Regions from separate parts of the Homo sapiens genome. Here all the other regions are linked to region 2. The links are chromatin loops, found by intact Hi-C in ENCODE. Cell type or tissue: mammary epithelial cell. All regions are shown on one strand. Each heading gives the region's core, and the rest is flanking DNA. Links, peaks and the distances in the headings are about the cores only.

Region 1 (8,199 bases), core at 1,908-6,907, 230 kb after region 2:
TCCTGAATGACTACTGGGTACATAACGAAATGAAGGCAGAAATAAAGATGTTCTTTGAAACCAATGAGAACAAAGACACAACATACCAGAATCTCTGGGACACATTCAAAGCAGTGTGTAGAGGGAAATTTATAGCACTAAATGCCCACAAGAGAAAGCAGGAAAGATCCAAAATGGACACCCTAACATCACAATTAAAAGAACTAGAAAAAGCAAGAGCAAACACATTCAAAAGCTAGCAGAAGGCAAGAAATAACTAAAATCAGAGCAGAACTGAAGGAAATAGAGACACAAAAAACCCTTCAAAAAATTAATGAATCCAGGAGCTGGTTTTTTGAAAGGATTAACAAAATTGATAGACCGCTAGCAAGACTAATAAAGAAGAAAAGAGAGAAGAATCAAATAGACGCAATAAAAAATGATAAAGGGGATATCACCACCGATCCCACAGAAATACAAACTACCATCAGAGAATACTACAAACACCTCTACGCAAATAAACTAGAAAATCAAGAAGAAATGAATAAATTCCTTGACACATACACCCTCCCAAGGCTAAACTAGGAAGAAGTTGACTCTCTGAATAGACCAATAACAGGCTCTGAAATTGTGGCAATAATCAATAGCTTACCAACCAAAAAGAGTCCAGGACCAGATGGATTCACAGCCGAATTCTACCAGAGGTACAAGGAGGAACTGGTACCATTCCTTCTGAAACTATTCCAATCAACAGAAAAAGAGGGAATCCTCCCTAATTCATTTTATGAGGCCAGCATCATCCTGATACCAAAGCCGGGCAGAGACACAACCAAAAAAGAGAATTTTAGATCAATATCCTTGATGAACATTGATGCAAAAATCCTCAATAAAATACTGGCAAACCGAATCCAGCAGCACATCAAAAAGCTTATCCACCATGATCAAGTGGGCTTCATCCCTGGGATGCAAGGCTAGTTCAATATACGCAAATCAATAAATGTAATCCAGCATATAAACAGAATCAAAGACAAAAACCACATGATTATCTCAATAGATGCAGAAAAGGCCTTTGACAAAATTCAACAACCCTTCGTGCTAAAAACTCTCAACAAATTAGGTATTGATGGGACTTATCTCAAAATAATAAGAGCTATTTATGACAAACCCACAGCCAATATCATACTGAATGGGCAAAAACTGGAAGCACTCCCTTTGAAAACTGGCACAAGACAGGGATGCCCTCTCTCACCACTCCTATTCAACATAGTGTTGGAAGTTCTGGCCAGGGCAATTAGGCAGGAGAAGGAAATAAAGGGTATTCAATTAGGAAAAGAGGAAGTCCAATTGTCCCTGTTTGCAGATGACATGATTGTATATCTAGAAAACCCCATTGTCTCAGCCCAAAATCTCCTTAAGCTGATAAGCAACTTCAGCAAAGTCTCACGATACAAAATCAATGTACAAAAATCACAAGCATTCTTGTATACCAATAACAGACAAACAGAGAGCCAAATCATGAGTGAACTCCCATTCACAATTGCTTCAAAGAGAATAAAATACCTAGGAATCTAACTTACAAGGGATGTGAAGGACCTCTTCAGGGAGAACTACAACCACTGCTCAATGAAATAAAAGAGGATACAAACAAATGGAAGAACATTCCATGCTCATGGGTAGGAAGAATCAATGTCATGAAAATGGCCATACTTCCCAAGGTAATTCATAGATTCAATGCCATCCCCATCAAGCTACCAATGACTTTCTTCACAGAATTGGAAAAAACTACTTTAAAGTTCATATGGAACCAAAAAAGAGCCCGCATCACCAAGTCAATCCTAAGCCAAAAGAACAAAGCTGGAGGCATCATGCTACCTGACTTCAAACTATACTACAAGGCTACAGTAACCAAAACAGCATGGTACTGGTACCAAAACAGAGATATAGATCAATGGAACAGAACAGAGCCCTCAGAAATAATGCCACATATCTACAACTATCTGATCTTTGACAAACCTGAGAAAAACAAGCAATGGGGAAAGGATTCCCTATTTAATAAATGGTGCTAGGAAAACTGGCTAGCCATATGTAGAAAGCTGAAACTGGATCCCTTCCTTACACCTTATACCAAAATTAATTCGAGATGGATTAAAGACTTAAACGTTAGACCTAAAACCATAAAAACCCTAGAAGAAAACCTAGGCAATACCATTCAAGACATAGGCATGGGCAATGTCTTCATGTCTAAAACACCAAAAGCAATGGCAACAAAAGCCAAAATCGACAAATGGGATCTAATTAAACTAAAGAGCTTCTGCACAGCAAAAGAAACTACCATCAGAGTGAACAGGCAACCTACAAAATGGGAGAAAATTTTTGCAACCTACTCATCTGACAAAGGGCTAATATCCAGAATCTACAATGAACTCAAACAAATTTACAAGAAAAAAACAAACAACCCCATCAAAAAGTGGGCAAATGACATGAACAGACACTTCTCAAAAGAAGACATTTATGCAGCCAAAAAACACATGAAAAAATGCTCACCATCACTGACCATCAGAGAAATGCAAATCAAAACCACAATGAGCTACCATCTCACACCAGTTAGAATGGCAATCATTAAAAAGTCAGGAAACAACAGGTGCTGGAGAGGATGTGGAGAAATAGGAACACTTTTACACTGTTGGTGGGACTGTAAACTAGTTCAATCATTGTGGAAGTCAGTGTGGTGATTCCTCAGGGATCTAGAACTGGAAATACCATTTGACCCAGCCATCCCATTACTGGGTATATACCCAAATGACTATAAATCATGCTGCTATAAAGACACATGCACACGTATGTTTATTGCAGCACTATTCACAATAGCAAAGACTCGGAACCAACCCAAATGTCCAACAATGATAGACTGGATTAAGAAAATGTGGCACATATACACCATGGAATACTATGCAGCCATAAAAAATGATGAGTTCATGTCCTTTGTAGGGACATGGATGAAATTGGAAATCACCATTCTCAGTAAACTATCGCAAGAACAAAAAACCAAACACCGCATATTCTCACTCATAGGTGGGAATTGAGCAATGAGAACACATGGACACAGGAAGGGGAGCATCACACTCTGAGGACTGTTGTGGGGTAGGGGGAGTGGGGAGGGATAGCATTAGGAGATATACCTAATGCTAAATGACGAGTTAATGGGTGCAGCACACCAGCATGGCACATGTATACATATGTAACTAACCTGCACATTGTGCACATGTACCCTAAAACTTAACGTATAATAATAATAAAATTTAAAAAAATCAAACAGCACAAAAGAGTATGAGTAGGGCTCTCTCTCTACCATGCCATACCCTGACCACCAGTCTCTAATAGCAACCAACCACAAAGTCTTTAAAAAATTCTAGTAAGTGTCCCATATATGTTCTACATCTTTTTCCCCTTACCAAGTCTCAGAGATTTGAGAAGGTACTTCATCTTTCTTCATAGCATTTATCACTCCCTGACACTACGGTATTTATCCATTTATTTATCATCTGCTCTCTTTCTTTAATGTAAGCTCTATATCAGTATGTTCTTTTCTGTACTCCTAGTATCAAGAATAGTGTCTGGCATACAGAAGGGCTCAAAATTTGTTGGATGAATGAATAAATCATACCCCATCTATTAAAAAAAACTGACAATGTGCAATATAAAGATGAATAGTAAAATTCATGCCGATTATTTAAAGTTTCAATTTTCCTTTATTTAGAACAACATTAAATAACAAAAAACACCAGAAGTTGAGAGAGGAGAGAGACCAAAGCAAAAAGGGAAAAGAATTATATTTTAATACTCTTAATGGCATTTTTTCCCTACTTTTTGAACAAAAGGCCTACATTTTCATTTTACAAGCACCACATATTCTACAGCTAGTCCTGTTTTTAACAAGCCTCCCAGAGATTCTGATGTAAGGGCAGGATTGAGAAGCACTGGAGCAGATTACTTTTTTTTTTTTTTGACACGGAGTTTCACTCTGTCACCCAGGCTAGAGTGCAGTGGCGCGATCACGGCTCACTGCAGCCTCTACCTCCTGGGCTGAAGCAATCCTCCCACCTCAGCCTCCCGTGTAGCTGGGACTACAGGCGCTCGCCACTACACCCGGCTGATTTTTGTAATTTTTGTAAAGACCAGTTTTCGCCATGTTGCCCAGGCTGGTCTTGACCTTCTGGGCTGAATCAAGTCTCCCACCTCGGCCTCACAAAGTGTTAGGCTTTCAGGCGTGAGCCCCCGCGTTTGGCCCAGGACCCCTGGCGGGGCCGAGACGTCGCAGGACTAGGAGTATTGGGTGGGGGCGTGCTGCCCTCTAGTGTCTCTGGCTGCCGTCTACCGCTACTCGCCACGCTTCTGCACCGGGCGGTAACCGGCTGTGTGAGCTCCGGTGGTTTTGCTGCCTGACACTACTCTGGGGCTTCCTGCCCAACTTCTTGGAAATTCTAGCTCTTGGGCATTAACAAAGGTGCTCACCTGTAAAAGTGTTGCCGCTGAGTCGCAGCAACTATGCACCTCTGTCCCCGGCACCTTGGTATATTTGAGATGTTCACTAGTATTTTCTGAGTATGAGACACAGCGAAGCTCTTTCATAAGGCTTATGTGGAGAGACAAGTCTCACACCAGTGGCATGTCAGTCACATTTTTCTTTACAAGGCGATAGGACTCATGGGTACGTATGAATTGGTAGCCATGAACAGTTCCTTGAAGAAATTCTATTGCAATCATTGTGGCTCTGCAGCATTATAATGAAAGCAGAGTCTGGCTTAAAGCAAGTTTTCTAGAAACAAATGAAGAAGAATCCTTGATAGTTGTGCAGCCCTCCAGCGTCCACAGAGGCTTTTCGTGTACTTCATCCCCGTCGTTTGCTGTTCGCTCTCAACCACGAGGCAGTAAGGGCAAATGTGATGATCCATGCCCACATCGTGAGAAATGCCAGGCTTAGCTGTGATCATTACATGAATGCGCCCTTGTTCAGGAAGACACTGATCCCACTGTCCTGTCCGCACAAGCACCCTTCATCAATGAGTCCCAAACCAGTAAATAAACCTATGCTAAAGGCCTACCCTGCAAAAAGACATGAGACTATTTTTGGCTCAGCCCTTGGCTGAGCTCTGAGGCAGAGGAACAAAGGCCAGGCAAGTTGCTGGAGAGGAGTTTGCAGCAGATGGTTTTAATGATTTGGTGGGAGGGCAGTGGCTGTAGGTTATCTGTGAGGTAAGTAGTGCACCGGCAGGAGCAGGTGCAGGATTTGCAGAACATGGTGATTCTGCTGGGGGCAAGAGGTCAGGCTAACGGGTGATAGAACTGTTACAGCCACATAGAGGGCAGCAGCAGCTGCAGGGAGCCGGAGCTGTTTGGATAGGTAATATGGTGCTCTGCTCACCTCTTTTTCAACTTATTGGCGAGGAAGAGGGTCCCACTTTAGGATTCTGGGGATGGCTGAACACCCTACACCCAACACTGGACAGAAGAGATTGACAGCATTTTACTACTCACATGTACATTCACCACTCACAGAAGGAGGACTCCGCACACTATGCAGGGCCGCATGAGGTTGCACTCAGGAAAAGAGGGAAAAAACAAGGGCCATAGGAGGCAGGTTTTATAATAACATGATGAGGTGTTGGTGCCTCAGGGAGGATGTGATTGGCTTGTTTGAACAATTCTATGGATTGGGTACAGCTGGTCCAGCTGATAGAGAAACTAGTGAGTGGGGGTGAACATAACTGGGCAGAGCTGGTGAACTCATGGTTAGGCCTTTGGAGTCCTTTAAGGTTCTAAGATATCAAGGCAGCATGTTTTAGGCCTAATAATACTTACAGGGCAGCTCAGTGACAGCAGCAAGATGGCTGATTAGAAACACCTGGCATTTGTGTCCACTACAAAAAGGAACAAGGCAATGAATAAACAGCTAAGATTTGACTGCAGTATTGAGGGGAGAGCGGTGGAGTGCAGTGGGGGAGTGGAGATGCGCCTGTGGTGACGGGAGCAGTGAGGAGGCACCCAGCCTCTGAAGCCCCACCTCCCTCGCCAGATTGGGTTAGCCTAGAATCAGGTAGGACTTCCCTTTGAGGGGAAAAGGTAAGCAGAAGATCCTCCCCAGTGCCTGCTGCCACTGCAAACACCCACAGTCCTTACTACAGGAGAATCCCACAGTCCTCACAAGTCCTGAGCCCAGTATAGAGAGCTGCCTAATATTCACACAGCTACATTGCCCTGCATTAGAAGAGCAAGATGTGTACTGCCTATCCCCCGCCAATCCCCTGTGAGCCAAGCTGCTGCAGCGTGATGCCATCTTGAGACAAAAGCCACCTCTGAAGTGTACCCTGCTCTGGGGGCCAGTAGCCACTGCACCTCCCCAGCACTGTGGCTCCATCTTCATTATGTCAAGCCCACAAGGGTTGCTGAATGCCGCAATCCCAGGTGCATGGAACCTGGGACCAGGATCAGCTGTGACTTGGGTCCTGCACAGCAGGGAAAGCAATCCCTGCTGCCTATACTTCCAGCCAGAGGAACAGTCTGCCAGTTCACCTAGGGCAAACCCACTCCTAAGCTGGTGAACCCGCCCTTAAGCCAGCCAAGCCACTGTGTGTCCTGCCCCAAGCAGGAGCTGTCCCCAAACCACCAAACAACTGATATGCCCACAGGCTGGTGGAGTAGCTACACGTCCACACCCAGAGCCTGAGAAACAGGCCCCATGTCCGTTACCCTGTTCCTGCCCAAGGCTCCATGCCTGCTATCAAGGTCTGAGAAACATCCCTGCAGGGCTACTCTTGGCAAAGATGCACCCAGGCCAGCTGAGCAGCCTTGTGCCTATGCTCCTGGCCTGATGAATAGCCCCATGGGAGACTCAGCAAACATATCCCCAAGCCAGCCAAGCAGACTTGCGATGTCATCTTGGACCTGAGAAATAGCCCTGTGGGCTGCCCTCAGCAGACATACACCAAAACCAGCTAAGAAACAATATGGCTATGTCCCAGTCCTGAGAAATAGCCCATGGACCACCCCTGCCAGGTACACCCCAAGGCAGACTGAGCAACCACACATGTTCTCCTAACCAGAGTAATAGCCCTATGGCCCTAATCCCAGCAAGCCAGACCCCAAACTGGCCAACACACCATGTGCATATATATGCACCACTAACCTGAGAAACAGCCCAGCAAGTCTACCCCCAGCAAAGGAGCACCACCACTTCCATAAACTATTACAGCCTAGCCCACTGAGACACATGCAAACATCACTAGCATGGATTACAACTGACGAAACTATATAGAGACTACACTTTTGCATCCACCTAGAACCAAAGCCAATGCACTTCACCAAACCAACACCCCAAGACCCATCCATATGAATAAGCCTTTCCCTATGAAATCTAACCCATAAAATGAGAAAAGGTGACTGTTCCACCAGATTCGTAGAACTCAACATAGGGACACATCAAACATGAAAAAGCAAGGAAATATGAAATCTCCAAAGGAGATTATCCCTGTTTGCACATGACATATTATACATAGAAAACCCCAAACTATACCCTGCCAAAAATGTTAGAGATGATAAACACATTCAGCAAAGTTGCAGGATACAAAATCAACATACAAAATCAGTAGCATTTCTATATGTGAACACCAAACTAGCTGAAAAAGAAATCAGGAAAGCAATCACATTTACAAAAGCTACAAAAAAAAAAAAACTAGAAATAAATTTAACCAAAGAAGTGTAGGATCTCTACAAAGAAATCTATGAAAAACACTGAGGGGCAGGGTGCAGTGGCTCACACCTGTAATCCCAGCACTTTGGGAGACCGAAGTGGGTGGCTCATGAGGTCAGGAGTTCAAGACCAGCCTGGCCAACATGGTGAAACGCTGTCTCTGCTAAAAATACAAAAAGTGCCTAAGTGTGGTGGCGGGTGCCTGTAATCCCAGCTACTCAGGAAGCTGAGGCAGGAGAATTGCTTGAACCTGGGGGTTGAGGTTGCAGTGAGCCAAGTCACGCCACTGCACTGCAGCCTGGGTGACAGAGCAAGACTCCATCTCAAAAAAGAAAAGAAAAGAAAAGAAAAACACTGATGAAGGAATCTGAAGAGGATAAAAGCAAATAAGAAGACATTCCATGCTCACAGACTGGATGAATTAATATTCTTAAAATGACCATTGTACCCAGAGTGATCTACAGAGTCAATGC
Region 2 (8,199 bases), core at 2,174-7,173:
TCAGTCGTTCATCGTACATAGCACATTACAGTCAAATAAATCCTCGTCACCACAGATATCCCCCCCCAGATAGTGGTTTCTCGCTCACCATCCTCCGTGAAATCAATATCCTGCACAAGAGTGCTACTCTCCTCACTCCGGGCCCAAACACTTGGGGGTAGCTCTTCTAGTCAGCCAGAAAGTCCTTCAGCCTCGCCAGGAGCAGTGGCTCATGTTTGTAATCCCAGCACTTTGGGAGGCCAAGGCAGGCGGATCACTTGAGGTCAAGAGTTTGAGACCAGCCTGGGCAACATGGTGAAACCCTGTCTCTACCAAAAATACAAAAATTAGCCGGGTGTGGTGGTGCATGCCGGTAATCCCAGCTACTCGGAGGCTGAGGCAGGAGAGTCGCTTGAACCTAGGAGACAGAGGCTGCAGTGAACCAAGATCGCATCACTGCACTCCAGCCTGGGCGACAGAGCAAGACTCCGTGTCAAAAAAAAAAAAAAAAAAAAAAAGTTCTCCACCCCCTCCTAGAAAAAAATTTTCTCCTAGAAGGAAAATTTGTCTGACTCAGAGAAAATTTAGACAAGAAGAGAAAATCTGTTTTCATGCTAGCACATCTGAAGACAATGGTCTCTGTCTCTCATGAGCAGGGATATTTTTCCTTCCCAAATAGATGTTTCTTCTAATAGCTGAGTGGTACTTTCTGTCTGTGCTGTGTTTGAAGTATAAGTTTTAGAAATCCCAGGAGGCTTCGAGGAAGGCAGAGGTCAGCTTCAGCTTATACTGAGGGCCTGCTTGGGCTTCTCAAAGGTGACCAGAGCCCGGGAGGGAGGATGACAGTGGCCCTCCTCAGCCACCCCCATCCCAGGTTTGTTGCTCCTGCTCAGATGCCATATTTTTAAAATACTTTATTTTTTACATAATACTGTCATTACAAAAAAATACAAAAAAACTACTATAAAAACATTCGGGGGTTGTCAAAGTGAGAAAACCTAAAGACCCCACCCCAGGATCTGGCTGAAGCAGTCTTCCCCCAGCTTCTTCACTATGACCTTTATACAACTATGGGGGTGGGGTGGGATCACACAGGCATAAAAGGGCTGGAAATTCCCCACACAGCCTCCAAGGGTAAGAAATGAGTAGCTTCACATATCACAAAAGTGGGATTTGGAAGTTTGGGGGTGGCTAGGCCCTGAGTTCAGAGGTGTGGGGAAAAACCTGTGACCCTGAATCTCTTGGTGGGGAATAGCTGCCACCTGACCCCAAAGCCCTTTCCCTTCCTGATGAAGGCTGGTAGATGGGCCCTGTCCCCCACCTCTTAGCCTTAATACCTCAGGCCCCATTCCCTGCCCTCCACCCTTGAACACTCCTGAGAGCAGCAGGGAGGACAGAACCTCCAGCTCTGCAGGTGTAGGCAGGGCAGCTGTTACGGAGGCTGCTGAGGAGCTCACCCCCCTGCTCCAGATGAAAAGTGTCTCGTGCTCAAGTCCCTGTTCACAGGTTGTGAACTTTCCCTTCTTATCCTCTCTCCTTTCTCCCAGAGAGGCACAGACAGCTCTAGGTGAGTGCTTCTTGTGCATGAATATGTGTGCCATTACCTTGGACACTGTGGACCTGGGGGTGGGGCTGAGAAAGCAATGTCCTTTCTAGTCTTTTCCACCCCCAACAGCAGGAAGCCAAAGGGAAGGGAGGGGACTGGTATTAGCAAAGCTGAGGGGAGGAGGACATGCTATGTACAGGCATGGATAAGGAATCTCTACATATCTTCAAGTAGCACTCAGGTCACTCTCCAGCCACTGCAGTGGAAACTGGATTGAAAGCTAGTGACATGAACATTGACCCCTGGCCTGGGCTAGCTCTCCCCACCTCCCTCCCACTCCCCCCAGGCAGCCCAGCTCTAAAAGGGGTCAGGGACAGGAACATTTTCCTGAAAACCAGTGGCTTTTTTTTGCATTTTAGAAAAAGTTGCCAGTGTCCAGTGGACATCAAGCTGGGTGCACATTGAGTGGAGTGAGTGTTGGGGGTATTGCTGTGGTAGGCTCTGGACTGGCTGGGGCAGAGCCTAGGAACAGGGTAGGTGCTGCTTAAGGATCTGTCTTGTCTGTGGTGTTAATCTGTCTGGGAAGCGAACTTTGAACTCAACAATGAGGTCTCCTCGCTGAGTTGGCACTTTGGGGAAGGGAAGGCCCTCCCCACGGAGTCTCTTCACGGTGCCTGGCTTGATGACATCATTGCAGGGCAAAGGGATCACTCGGCCGTCGATAGTGGGAATGTTCACAGTGCAGCCACACAGCGCCTGGGAAAGACGAAGCAGAAAGTGAGGAAAAGGTGGGGTAAGGTGAGTGGGAAGGAAGGAAATAGACTGAGGTGGGGAAAGAATGTGCCAGCTGGCGGGAAGAGAGGGAATGTCCCCACCATCTCCCCAGCACACACACACAGCCTGACTAGGCCCCACCTCCTTGAGGCTGATCAGGGCACTGTAGAGCACGTTGGTGCCATCTCGGCGGAAGTGTGCATGGGGCTTGTCTTTGAGCACAAAGACGATGTCAGCAGGGATGTTGTCAGGTGTGGCGTCGCCTTCTTTGGGGAAGGTGATCTTGGTGCCTTCCTTCCAGCCACGCTTGATGACTATGTGCAGGATCTTGTCCTCGGTGCGCACAGTTCGCCCATCAGGGTTGAGGCGACGCCTTGTGATCTTCATGCGCTTGGTGGAGCCATGGTAGATCTCCTCCAGGGACACCCGCAGCTCGTGCACCACTGGGGGGTCCTGCACCTTGCGCCGAGGGTACAGTGGTTCTGGGGCTCGCCTTGGACCCCTACTCAGCCCATTGAAGCCAAAACGGCCGAAAGCGCCAAATGGGTCCTCATCTTCATCCACATCCATGTCATCTGGGTCAAAGCCACTGAAGGGCCGAGTGGAGCGGCTGCTGGCAAAGAAGATATCGAAGGGGTTGGAGCCACCAAAGAAGGAGGCAAAGGTGGCATGGGGGTCCCCATGAAAGGTGTAGTGAAAGGAGCCACTGGAGCCACCTGATGTGCCACCGCCGGTCTTCAGGCCTAGAGGGGAGGAGAAGTTAGGGGCAGTGTGGCTTATTCTGGCCCCAATCCCAGTGTCTTCCCCCTGCCCTCTAGCTCCCAGTTCACAGGCTTAAAGAAAGAAGCAACCTTTAAATCCCACAGAGAGGGCCAGGCTAATAGAGTAAGAAAGGCTTCTGGCAAGATTATCTTCCATTCCTAATTATATATTTAATAACGATGCACAACTTGAGATTCAAAGAGGCTTGCTTACCCAATAGGTGGAAAAGCCAGGACTAGAGGACTTAGAGGATGTGACTTCCAGTCCTGTAATCTTTTCCACATACTCATGGTCCAAAGATGTCTCAAAAAGCCTTGAATGACTAGCCTGGTGTCACATTACAAGTGATACTTGGTTCCCAAATCTTTGCTTATCTCCAAAGACATATAGGACAAGGGGCCATCAGACAGGATGTGACCACAGAGGGGGCTGGTAAGTGAACAGTCGCAAATAGGCTAGGGATCCAACCCGGGAGGAAGACCACTTTCACTCTGCTTCTAGCAGTGTTTCCTCTTTCCCTGGCCCCTGCTCAAACGGGAAATCAGGAAGCCTTAAAAAGTGGGAAAGCTCATTAGCTTGGAGATGAAGAGCTATTTTTCTAGAAAAAGTTTTTAAATGCTTTGTTCCCACACTCTGCTCGGTGTTACACAACTTTAGGGAGTGTCATTCACACATTGTACAGACATAGACTACAATGGGAATGGAGCTCCCTGGAGTTATACAACAGCAAACGCCATACCCCACACCTAATGTTGAGCAACCAAAATGCATGAATGGGCTGGCACATGGCAGTGGTGACCTTAGCTGCTCTCTCTGTCAGGTCCTGTCTAAGGGGCTCAGATTCCTGGAGGCAGCCTTCATGCACAGGAGGGGGTGCTGGCAGTAGTGGGGGATGTGGGGAGACGGTTCACACTGAGAACTGCTCCGGAATACAGAGACTATGGGTGGGGTCCAGGCTAGGAAAGAGACCCTTCTCTTTGAGGCCATTTATCTAGAATTTCAACTGATCATGGAGATCTGAGCCTAAATTAGCCTCTTATTTCCTGGGACCACAAGGGCAGATTTGAGTTTCACTAGAGAGGCCAAGTGGCAGACGGTTCAGGGACTTGTGGCAGCTGCCTCTTCACCCCTCCCCCAAGACCTAGGATCTCTCCTTTCCTTCTATCGAGGGGCTGATTATCAAGCGAGTTCAAGCAGCCTGGCAGAGCTCAGTGAGAGAGGGAGGGAGGCTGGACTGATGATGATGGGAAGGGGTAATTCTCTCTATAGGGATTTCTATTCTTCCACTACCACCCCCTTTTCAAGCTGGGAGCAACTTGTCCCTAGCTGGAGCTGCACACAGAGTCTGTGTGTATAACTGCTCTATAATAAATGGCTGCTGGGGATTGGGCAGGGTGGACAGAAATATAACCAACATTTCTAAGCTGCTTCTCCCTCCCCAGGCCATGGAGGTCCCCTTAAGGCCATGCCGCATCCTCAGGGGCCTTCCTGGGATGGGGTTCTGCATCAGAACCTGGTGTCTGGACCCCTTCACTTAGGCAGAAGGGGTGAAGTATCTCAAGGGAGCTCTCCCAGCTCCTGCCTTCTTTCTAAACAAAGGTGAGGCTGAATGGAGGAATGGGTGCAATTCCAAGACAGGTCACATGGTGGCATGGTGTCTGCACTGCTTCCCTCTTTTCCACTCCTATCCCTCCCATCCCTCCATGCCAGAGAGAAAAATGTCTTAGCTGAAAGAATACTGGGGGTTCCAGCCGGTATCTGGTGAATCTGGGAGTTGGCACGTCTAGGAGGTAGGCAGGAAGAATGGAAGGAACCGGCAGCATGGAGAATAGGAAAAGGGAGTTGGGAGGATGAGGGTTCACAGAGGGGCATGGAACACAAGGCCAGGAGGAGGGGAAGAAAATAACCTTCTTATCTACATATGATTAGCCCATTTAGTTTTGAGGATAGAAAGGGGAGGGTGAAGAGGAGGAGAATGTGAAAGAAAGGTGGATTCTGTTGGGGAGGAAGGACAGTTCTTCCCAGGAAGGAGAGTCCTCAGCGTGACAATGTCTCTTAATATAGCCTGACAGGTGCCTGTGGCTGGCGGGTGGCAGGCAGCCCTGAGGGGCAGGCCCAGAATTAGCAGCTACATCATGGCCGTGGGATGTGCTGGGAGGGGCCTCCCTCTCAGAGGCTTTATTTGGGCCTTTCCTGCCTCCCACCCCATGGCCACCAGCTACCCCAGGGAAGGGGGAAGATGCCAGCAGCAGTTCCCCGTCCACCCTTGGATCCCTGCCACTTCCTCTGGGAGGCAAAGCTCCACCTCTGTTCTGCTGGCCAGAAGCAGGCAGGGCCGGGGGAGAGAAGGGGAAAACCATTTCTGCTCAGAGCTCTGGTAGTTAATTCCCAGGCTGCTTAAGGGCCAGACTTTTATGCTGATGAATGTAAATGCTCTGTCCTCAGAGAGCCACACACTCCCTCTCCCCAACCTTCCTCATCAGCCAATGAAGCAGCGGAGACTTCAGGCAGGACTAATAAGGCTGGGAAGGAAAGAAGGGCGGGGAAGGCCTCTGGCTCTTGCTTCAGACCTCTCTAAGGCCTGAACCCGAGGAGGGAGGGGGCAGAGAGAGGCGGGGAGAACTAGGGTGAGCTGAGCTGGGTAGTGGGTGGGCTTCTCTCTTCTCTGGGTGACAGTGCTGGAAACCCTTGCTGCCCTCACCCCCTCCACAGCCTCCAGTTCCCCGCTACACAAACTGGTGCACCTGGGACCCCTACCAAGCGGAGGGGTCCGGGATTGGGCTGGAGTGCTGCCCTCTTACCTTCCTCCCCATACTGGTCATACAGGCCCCGTTTCTTGGGGTCACTTAGCACATCATAGGCCTCTGCAATCTCCTTAAACTTCTCCTCAGCGTTGGGTTCTTTATTCTTGTCTGGGTGGTACTTCAAGGCCATCTTCCGGTAGGCTTTCTTGATCTCATCCTCGTTGGCCCCCGATGGGATCCCAAGAATCTTGTAATAATCTTTTCCCATCACAGCCACTGGACCAGCACTGGTCTCCTTGTTTCTGAAAGAAACCCAGGGCCAAGACTTGATGCCTTCTCTTCTGCCCCAGCCCTGTTCCTGATGATCTTGCAATCCCTAAATGACTCCCTGGGTAACCTTCAGCAGGTCATGCCTGTTCTGTGGGCCTGCGTCCCCCCATCTGTAAAATGAAAGGTTTGGACTAGATGATCTCTTCTGGCTCTGACATTCTAGAATTCTGTGATTCCGTCCTCACCTCCTGGGTTTTCCCAGCAGGAAGCTGAAGGTTGTGGCCCACTCTTGGGGCTAGGCTGAGGCCCTGGTCCTTGGGCCAGACTGAGGACCCCTGAGAGGCCCTGCTGAGCGAGGTGGCACCATGGACTGAGCGACCCACACACAGGAGCTGGCGAAGGTCAGTGTAACGGGTGAGGTCACCTGAGCATCGTGGTCTCCTACGCCACGCCTCAGGCATGGTGCCCAGGCTGAGGGCAGCTGGGGCAGTGGCCCAGGACCGGGAACAGGCCTGGGTCTTCCGCCAGCTGTCCTGGCCAGCCAGACTGAGTCAGGGAATGGGTGTCTGGAGTCCTGTCTGCCATCGGAGACCCCAGGCCTCCCCGCCCCCACCCCTCTGACGATGCTAAGCCTCACGTGTGACTCAGATCACAGGGTGACTCACAGCCTTTGGAAACTGCTGTTTCCAACTCCCTCATTAGCAGGGGGGGCGACACTATCCTTCCCCCAACCAGGGCAACAGTTCCCTTTACTCATTTGCCAGCGTCTACACACAAAACTGTGAGGGCTGTGCCGCCTAAGCACCAGTGTGAGTGAACAAAAGCATCCTGGGGACAGGACTTTTTCAACCCCAGCTGTTAGGAGACAATTGGGCACTAACCAACCACCATTTCCTTAATACCTCTCCTAGCCTCACCCTACGCCCCCAGTCCACCCTGTGGTTTAGGATCCGGCCCATCATCAGACCCATATTCCTCTGAGTCCCTTTTAAGGTGGGTGCAGGAGCATTTGTTATAAGAGAAACGTACAACCCGAATTCTTCCATTCCAGTCTCCCTCTATCGGTGTGTCTGTGGTGGATATCAGGGGAAGGGGGACTTTCCTGTAGCTAGAGCTCTCTGGGGGATGGCCAGAAGCCATTCTCAGCCCTTCTGAGACTTGGCCAACCCCTGCCAAAGCCAGGAGAACCAGAGTCTTTCTAGCAATGTCCTAGGCTGGCAGCCACAGCTGAGACCTGCCTTTCTGCCTCTGACTGCTTCACAGCAGGGAGGTGTACAGGGTGTCCTTCCAGGAGTGAGGCCTGTAACCGGGTAAGGGGGAGGCGCCCAAGGCCCTAGGTGGGCAGGGACAATGGCCCTCACTGCTGCCCCCACAGGCCCTGCTGCAGGTGGCTGGGTTGACTCATGGTTCTGGGAGTCACCTTTCTCTGACGAAGAAAAGGCTCCACAAAGGCGGGTACTCCCCCATTGCCCCCCACCAGCATGTCACGTCTGTGGGGGAGATGGGGTGGGGGGTGGGGTTGGGAGAGGCAGAGAAGAAAGAGCACCTCGTTGGGGGGGGGGGCAACCGTTTTCGGAAATGGCAGCAAAAGCCGTCTGAGAGGGAGCGGGGGGGGGTGGTCTGCCATTTCTGCCTCAACCCACACCTTCTTTCCCCTGGGACTGGGAAAGAACCCTAGCACACCAAGAGGGTGCCCCTAGAGAACGAGAGCAGCTTCCAGGCAGAGGGCCAGTGGAACGGCTCACCAACCACCCACCTCCTTTTGGTGTCCCTGCATTACCTCCACACCCGGCCAGCTTCCTCCCTGGTACCCACCTGCTAGCTGCTCTAGGCCCATACATCTCTTGCCTCCGCAGACACAGGGCAAGCTCTTTCAGGATCTGCCTCCTTTTTCTCTTTCTGCTTTCCTCCCTCCTTCCCTTCCCCCCTACCCACAGGCCACGTGTTGGAATGACAAAGGAGCCCCATGGCATGGCACTGCCTTTGATGGAGAAGAATGAGGAGGATGTTAAGGTAGAGGCAGGAAGGAAAAATGGGGAGAAAATGGCGAGGGGGACTGTTGAGGTACAGGGAGGGGAGATGGCTGATACAGAAAATGAGGTACTGATGGAGGGGGATGAGTGA
Region 3 (8,199 bases), core at 1,908-6,907, 95 kb after region 2:
ACAAGAGAAAGAAATAAAGGGCATCCAAATCAGTAAAGAGGAAGTCAAACTGTCACTGTTTGGTGACAATATGATCGTCTACCTTGAAAACCCTTCACTGTTTGCTGACAATATAATCGTCTACCCTAAAAACCCTAAAGACTCCTCCAGAAAGCTCCTAGAATTGATAAAAGAATTCAGCAAAGTTTCCAGATACAAGATTAATGTACACAAATCAGTAACGCTTCTATACACCAACAGTGACCAAGCGGAGAATCAAATCAAGAACTCAACCTCCCTTACAATAGCTGAAAAAAAATAAAAATAAAATACTTAGGAATATACCTAACCAAGGAGTCAAAAGTCTTCTGCAAGGAAAACTACAGAACACTGCTGAAAGAAATCATAGATGACACAAACAAATGGAAACACATCAATCTCATGGATGGGTAGAATCAATATTGTGAAAATGGCCATACTGCCAAAAGGGTCATGAGTGGAACAATCTCAGGTGCTAGTGTCACTGGGCTGTGACAACCTAATGCCTTTCCTGCAGTTGGGGGACACACCTGATGAGAAGAACTAGGTGTGTACCAGGATGACACTGGAGACCTTTGGATCCAGCCTTGCTCTTTGGTTCCTGTTTTTAAAAAATTTACTTTATTTCATGTCATTTTATTTTTGAAATAGGGTTTAGCTCTGTAGCTTGGGCTGGAATGCAGTGGCACAATCACAGCTCGCTGCAGCTTCAGCCTCTTGGGCTCAAGTGATTCTCCTGCCTCAGCTTCCTGAGTAGCTAGGGCTACAGAAGCATGCCACCATGCCCAGCTAATTTTTTATTTTTTGTAGAGATGGGGTCTTGCTGTGTTGCCCAGGCTGGTTTTGAACTCCTAGCCTCAAGTGTCCTCCTGCCTTGGCCACCCGGGCTCCTATCTTAAAATTTATTTTATTACTGTCCTTCTTTTAAAAAACTACTGGATATGTGAATAGTCTGCAATTTCAAACAGCTTATTTATAATCATTCTGAGTATTTATATCCTCTTAACTTGAATGAAATAGAGGTGGCAAGGACCTTAGTGGAGTTTAGAATCAACCTTTTTATCTATCTCTAAGTTGCTGTGATGGGCTAGTTATTTTACTTCTTGGTGATTCAGTTTCCTCTTGTATAACGTGGGATAACAATACCTGGGTCTGGCTGGTGGTAAGCACTGAATGAGGTGAGGCGTATAACAGGCCTGGCACTGGGTAATGCTGCTCAGTCAGGGTTAATTCCCCTTTCTTCCTTGTGTTCCTGAATTCTTTGACCTTTATTTATAGTTCATTGTCTAGGTTAGCTCATCGCCAGAGATGGCCAAACTCACCTATTATATGAGGACTTTTCATAATATTATCCACAGAGATTTGCTGACACCCTATTAACCACCTCCCCTCCCCAAGAAAGCTCTTTTCTTTTTCTTAATTGAAATCTGTCATAGATAGGAATAAAATTTCAGAACATTTAGAAACATTTTAAATGGTGAAAAGGATACAGCTACTGAAAACATTTTTGAAATCATGACTAAAATTTCATTTCATTTATTTATTTTTATTTTTTTGAGACAGGGTCTTACTCTGTCGCCCAGGCTGGAGTGCAATGGTGTGATCATGGTTCACTGTAGCCTTGACCTCCCAGTTTCAAAAGGTCTTCCCACCTCAGCCTCCTGAGTTGCGTAGCTGGGACTACAGATGCATGCCACCACGTCTGGCTAATTTTATAATTTTTTGTAGAGATGGGGTCCCATTATGTTGCCCAGGCTGGTCTTGAACTCCTGGACTCAAGTCATCCTCCTGCCTCATCCTCCCAAAGTGTTGAGATTACAGGCATGAACCATCATGCCCAGACTAAAATTTCATTTTTATGGGAGTTTCTTTTAGATGCATTATTGAGGCAGATGGAAATGTAATTATTTTGTTTGGTTGAGTAGTAACTATCAGTAATATTTAATAGGATAATACATTTTATACAAGAATAAGAATATAAATTCATTTTTACAATCATAGTAACATATTTTCAAGGTATAAACAAAATTTAATCATTTTGATTATAAGATCTTCATGTGTATATTATTAAATCAAAAGCATTTCTACATGTTTATTTATTTACGCATGACTCTGTCTTCTGAGTTTTTACTTTATTAGTAAGGTATTTGAAAACATTTTTGGAAGATTCTGTTTTTAATTATCTTTTTACTAGGGAAAATTTCAAATAACATACCTCCATGTACCTGTCACCCAACTTCAAATTAATATTTTTTAACAATCTTGTTTCTTCTTTACCCCCACACTAGTTACCTCCTCGTTTTGAAGTAAATTCCAGATATCAGAAATTTATACCATTAAATATTTTAGTATGCATCTCAACATATACAAGCTTTTACAGTGACAGAGCTACCATTACTAAACCTAGAAAGTTCAAAATAGTTTCTTCATATCATCAAATACCCAATCAGTGCTTACATTCCCTTGATTGGCTTATAAATTTATTTTTATTTTCTGGAACTCCTGACATCAGATGATCTACCTGCCTCGGCCTCCCAAAGTGCTGGGATTACAGGCATGAGCCACCACCCCTGGCCAGTCACCACGCCCGACCCCCTATTTTTATTTTCTATAATTTGTTTGTTGGAATCAGAATACAAATACAGCCCACAAACTTCAAGTAGTTGAAATGTCTCTTAATGCTCTTTTAATACATAGATTCTGCTCCATTGCTTTAACTTTTCTCCTTATAATTTTTTTGTGGAAGAAACTAGATCCTTTGTCCATAGTCCTGATTCTGCTGATTGCATCCCTGTGGTCTATCATGTTTGTTTGCCCTCTGTATTTCCTACCAATTATATGTTGCTGAATTTGATTTGCTAAAATGTTAAGAACTTTTGCATTCATGTTCATGAAGAATGTTGGTCTCTAGTTTTCTATTCTTGTAATGTCTTTGGATTTGGTATCAAGGCAATCCTGGCTTCAAACAATGAATTGAGAAGTATTCTCTTCTCTTTAAATTTTTGAAAGAATTTATGTAGAATTGGTATTATTTCATACTCAAATATTTGTTAGAATTCACTAGTGAAGAAATATGGTCATAAAAAAATAAGAGTTTTCTTGACAAGAATTTTTTTGAGACAAGATTTAAACTACAAATGCAATTTCTTTAAATGGATATAAGGCCATTCAGGTTATCTATTTCTTCTTAAGTTTTGATAGTTTGTGTCTTTCAAATAATTTGTCCAGTCTTAGTCCATTTGGTGCTGTTATTACAGAATACCACAGAGTGGTAATTTATAAAGAGAGAATTTATTCTCTCACAGTTCTGGAGGCTGGGAAGGTACCAGCATTTGATGAGGGCTTCCTTGCTGTGTCCTCACATGGAAGAAGGGCAGAAAAGCAGAAGAGAGAGAACCCACTCCTGCAAACCGTTTTTATAGTGGCATTAATCCACTCTGTTCTCATGATCTAAAACACCTCCCAAAAGGCCCCACCTCCCAAAACTGTTACATTGGGGATTAAGTTCCCAACACATAAAGTTTGGAAGGAACACATTCAAACCATAGCAGTCCATTTCATCTAAGTTGCCCATTTATAGACATTAAAATTTTCACATTATTATTGTTATTGAGACATGGTCTTACTCTGTCACCTAGGCTGGAGTGCAGTGGTGATATCTCAGCTCACTGCAACCTCCACCTCCCAGGCTCAAGCAATCCTCCCACCTCAGCCTCCTGAGTAGCTGAGACTACAGGTGCACACCACCATGTCCGGCTAACTTTTGTAGTTTTTGTAGAGATGGAGTTTTGCCATGTTGCCCAGGCTGGTCTTGAACTCTTGAGCTCAAGTGATCCACCCACCTCAGCCTCCCAAAGTGCTGGGATTACAGGCATGAGCCACTGTGCTTGGCCTTCACATTAATTGATTGTCCTTTAAATGTCTTTGGAATTTTGGTGAGTCACCTCTCTCATTCTCAATATTGGTCATTGGTCTCTCTTTTTTCCCAAAGTTCCTATGACTTTTTAAAACATGAAGGACCCTGGCCTTGCTGAGGCTTCCACCTCAGAGTGATGGTGTTTCGCTTGGCATAAATTGTATTCAAATTTCTTAACCAGGCTTCCTGAGTTCCCCACGGTGTCCATAAGTGGAGTCAATGCCTCTGAAATTCAATCAAATTTTGAGTGTGAGGGGAGAGACATAGTTTCATCAGAGTCTCAAATACAAACCCATAGCTGAGTGCCTTCTTGCTTGAGGGTTATTTTTGATACTTATTTAATATAGAGGTTGCTGGACTCTGCATCTAGAGATTCCGATTCATTAGTCTGGAGTGAAACCAGAAAATCTATATTTTTAACAAGCTCCCGAGTGATTCTGATATAAGGCTGGGATTGAGAGCCCACTGGAGAAGATAACCTTTGAAAGCTCCTGTCAGGGTAGAGATGTCACAGGACTAGGCATATTGGGTGGGCATGTGCTGCCCTCTAGTGTCTCTGGCTGCCATCTACTGTTACTCCCCACAATCCTGCATTGGGTAGTAATCCGCTGTGTGAGCTCTGGTGGTTTTGCTGCCTGACACTACTCTGGGGCTTCCTGCCCAACTCCCTGGAAATTCTAGCTCTTGGGCATTAATGAACGTGCTCATCTATAAAAGTGTTGCCACTGAGTTGCAGCAACTATGCACCTCTGTCCCCGGCACCTTGGTATATTTGAGATGTTCACTAGTATTTTCTGAGTATGAGACACAGCGAAGCTCTTTCGTAAGGCTTGTGTGGAGGGACAAGTCTCACACCAGTGGCATGTCAGTCACATGTTTCTTTACAAGGCGATAGGACTCATGGGTACGTATGAATTGGTAGCCATGAACAGTTCCTTGAAGAAATTCTATTGCAATCATTGTGGCTCTGCAGCATTATAATGAAAGCAGGGTCTGGCTTAAAGCAAGTTTTCTAGAAACAAATGAAGAATAATCCTTGATAGTTGTGCAGCCCTCCAGCGTCCACAGAGGCTTTTCGTGTAGTTCATCTCCCTCGTTTGCTGTTCGCTCTCAACCACGAGGCAGGAAAGGCAAATGTGATGATCCATGCCCACATCGTGAGAAATGCCAGGCTTAGCTGTGATCATTACATGAATGAGCCCTTGTTCAGGAAGACACTGATCCCACTGTCCTGTCCACACAAGCACCCTTGTCGATGAGCCCCAAACCAGTAAATAAACCTATGCTAAAGGCCTAATCTACAAAAAGGCATGAGACCATTTTTGGCTCAGCCCTTGGCTCTAATTCCTCAGCTCTGAGGCAGAGGAGCAAGGGCCAGGCGAATTGCTGGAGTGGAGTTTTCAGTAGATGGTTTTAATGGCTTGGTGGAAGGGCAGAGGCTGTGGGTTATCTGTGAGGTAAGTAGTGCACTGGCAGAAGCAGGTGCAGGACTTGCAGATGTGGTGATTCTGCTGGGTGCAAGACGTCAGGCTAATGGGTGACAAAACTGTTACAGCTGCATAGAGGGTGGCAACAGCTGGTTAAGTAGGAGTAATAAAAGTAATGAAGGATACAGGCTACTTTGCAGGTATGTTGATGACCTGCTACTAAAAAGCTGACTCAAGCTGCCTTTTAATTGATTTTTGTTAACCTTTCATTCAGTGCTCTTTGTTTGAAAAAGTCTTCTCATTCCTGTATTATGGAATTTGCAAGTTCAGGGCAGATGATGAAATAGCTCAAATTCATCCCATTTTCAGGTAGGACTCTTCTTAAATTATCCTTAATATGAAGATCTAGTTTCCTTTTGTAGGTATAAGAAGGACATTTAAGAAAAACGTTCACTGATGCAAATCAAAACCGCAATGTGATACCGCCTTACTCCTGCAAGAATGGCCATAATCAAAAAATAAAAAAACAGTAGATGTTGGCATGGATGTGGCAATAAGGGAACGCCTCTACACTGCTGGTGGGAATGAAAACTAGTACAACCACTATGGAAAACAGTGTGAAGATTCCTTAAAGAACTAAAAGTAGAACTACCATTTGATCCAGCAATCCCACTACTGGGTATCTACCTGGAGGAAACGAAGCCATTATTCGAAAAAGATACTTGCACGTGCATGTTTATAGCAGCACAATTTGCAATCGCAAAAACGTAGAACCAACCCAAATGCCCATCAGTCAATGAGTGGGTAAAGAAACTGTGGTATATATATATGATGGAATACTACTCAGCCATAAAAAGGAATGAATTAACAGCATTTGCAGCGACCTGGATGAGATTGGAGACTATTATTTTAAGCAAAGTAACTCAGGAACGGAAAACCAAACATCATATGTTCTCACTGATACGTTGGAGCTAAGCTATGAGGATGAAAAGGCATAAGAATGATACAATGGACTTTGGGGACTTGAGGGGAGGAGTGGGAGGAGGTGAGGGATAAAAAACTACAAATAGGGTGCAGTGTATACTGCTCGGGTGATGGGTGCACCAAAACCTCACAAATCACCACTAAAGAACTTACTCATGTAACCAAACACCACCTGTTCCCTAATAACCTATGGAAATAAAAAAATTAAAAGAGAAAAATGTTCACTAATCCATTTGTTTGTCAAATCATTTTTAGAATATTTTTCCTTATAGCTAGTTCAAAAAGAAACCCTTGTGCTAATGAATTTTTTGGTTGTTTTTAAGTTGTGGTAAGATATGCTTAACATAAAATTTACCATTTTAGTTATTTTTAAGTGTACAATTCAGTGCCATTAAGGGCATTCATTTATGAATAAGATGGTTGTATTCATCACCCCAAACAGAAACTTCTGTACCCATTAAACAATAACACTCTATTTCCCCCTTCTCTAGCCCCTTCCCCAGCAAAATGTTGGCTTTTGCTTCTTGTGGATGCCTTGTCTTTGAAACTAGATTTTTAAGAATCTTGAAAGCAGGTAGGCAATACAACTCAAATGCCTTTGTACTCTCAACACTGCCCAACTTAGGGTTAAGCACGTATTGAGTGCTCACTATTCCTGTCTGGTGGAGGAACTAATGCTGGAGGAAGGATCAAATACCCTTTTCAGAGATTTTGTTTGTTTGTTTTTGAGGCAGAGTCTCATTCTGTCACCCAGGCTGGAGTGCAGTGGTGTGATCTCGGCTCACTGCAACTTCTGCCTCCTGGGTTCAAGCGATTCTCCTGCTTCAGCCTCCTGAGTAGCTGGGATTACAGGTGCCCAGCACTACACTTGGCTAATTTTTTGTATTTTTAGTAGAGATGGGGTTTCACCATGTTGGCCAGGCTGGTCTCGAACTCCTGACTCAGGTGATCCGCCTGCCTCAGCTTCCCAAAGTGCTGGGATTACAGGTGTGAGCCGCCGCACTTGGCCCCTTTTCAGAGATTTTGAGCCTAAGACCAACCACTTTTATCAGGGCAAGAACTTCTCAAGGAAACTCAGAAATCCTAGGGTGTTGGGGACATGCCATAATATTGATAGGGGTCATGAAGTTAACATTAATGTGAGAATCAGTGGGCAAAGGAGTGGTAGATCCCGGGGTTAAATGAGGAAAAATCCTGCTCTGCCTAAAGTTATTCAAATTCAGATTTTCATAAAACACTCTTTTAGGCAAACATTCCAACCACGGTGGATTCAACCAAAGAGCCACAAGTTTGTGAACCTTAATCGAAAGTTTTGCCAATAACTCATCTCCATGAATAGGCTAGATGCTATAAAATCTGTAGAGGCAATTCTGGAAAAATCAAGCCTTGTACAGAGCTCCAGAAGTGAGCCTCATTCATTTGCCTCCATGAAAGGTAGTGCTTACAATCTCTGCTCACCCATCTCAGGCTGGACCACGCAGATTGGGAGAAGTCCTTCTTTAACTCTCAGAAAGTTATTTAAAAGAACATCAGCTTTGTCCTTTCCTTGACATGTCACACACTGCCCTCTTTCTGAACCTCTCAGTACTGACCATATATCATTGCTGGTGGCATTAAAAATCGGTTTCCAAGATTTAACAATATGATGCTTGCCCTATCCTCTATTTTTTGTTGTTGTTGTTATCTTCCCAGTACAGATGATGTAGTTCATGGAGTTCCTCTGATCTATCCACTGTCTCTCTTATAGGGCATGTAGTGTGCATAGAGACTCGGTGTCATATGCACACTAGGTGTCAGGAATAGGTGTCAGGCCATTGTAGTAAAGGGGAGAGCTAAGCCATAACAGTATAGAGA

The links. Peaks named below come from ENCODE experiments on the same cell type or tissue, not always from the same donor. Only the 100,000 strongest peaks of a DNase experiment are listed, where the experiment ranks them.
Region 1: it touches region 2 in a loop (8-fold over the local background); 14 of 110 quality-filtered maps call a loop at or near these places.
Region 3: a loop joins it to region 2, with 5 times the contacts of the local background. A loop is called at or near these places in 84 of 110 quality-filtered maps.

The regions. Positions count from the first base shown.
Region 1 is chr9:34,756,777-34,764,975 of GRCh38, reverse strand. It overlaps a transcript of PHF24 not described here. Among named protein-coding and RNA genes, the nearest start is that of SPATA31F1, 31 kb to the right of the region's middle. In mammary epithelial cell, for the core only: a CTCF peak has its summit at 4,328 (motif pointing left); no DNase peak of the experiment used is centred there.
Region 2 is chr9:34,991,108-34,999,306 of GRCh38, reverse strand. DNAJB5 (DnaJ heat shock protein family (Hsp40) member B5) reads right to left here. Exons shown (of 5, transcript NM_001349723.3): 3 at 5,863-6,107; 4 at 2,441-3,042; 5 at 879-2,281. The coding sequence ends at 2,048. Among named protein-coding and RNA genes, the nearest start is that of DNAJB5, 5.5 kb to the right of the region's middle. RefSeq lists enhancers at 3,798-4,727, 5,658-6,587, 6,561-6,855, 7,518-8,199. In mammary epithelial cell, for the core only: a CTCF peak has its summit at 4,711; DNase peaks (open chromatin) are centred at 3,786 and 6,726; H3K27ac peaks cover 1,348 bases.
Region 3 is chr9:34,896,029-34,904,227 of GRCh38, reverse strand. It overlaps a transcript of PHF24 not described here. Among named protein-coding and RNA genes, the nearest start is that of SPATA31F3, 4.4 kb to the right of the region's middle. In mammary epithelial cell, for the core only: a CTCF peak has its summit at 4,482 (motif pointing left); a DNase peak (open chromatin) is centred at 4,487.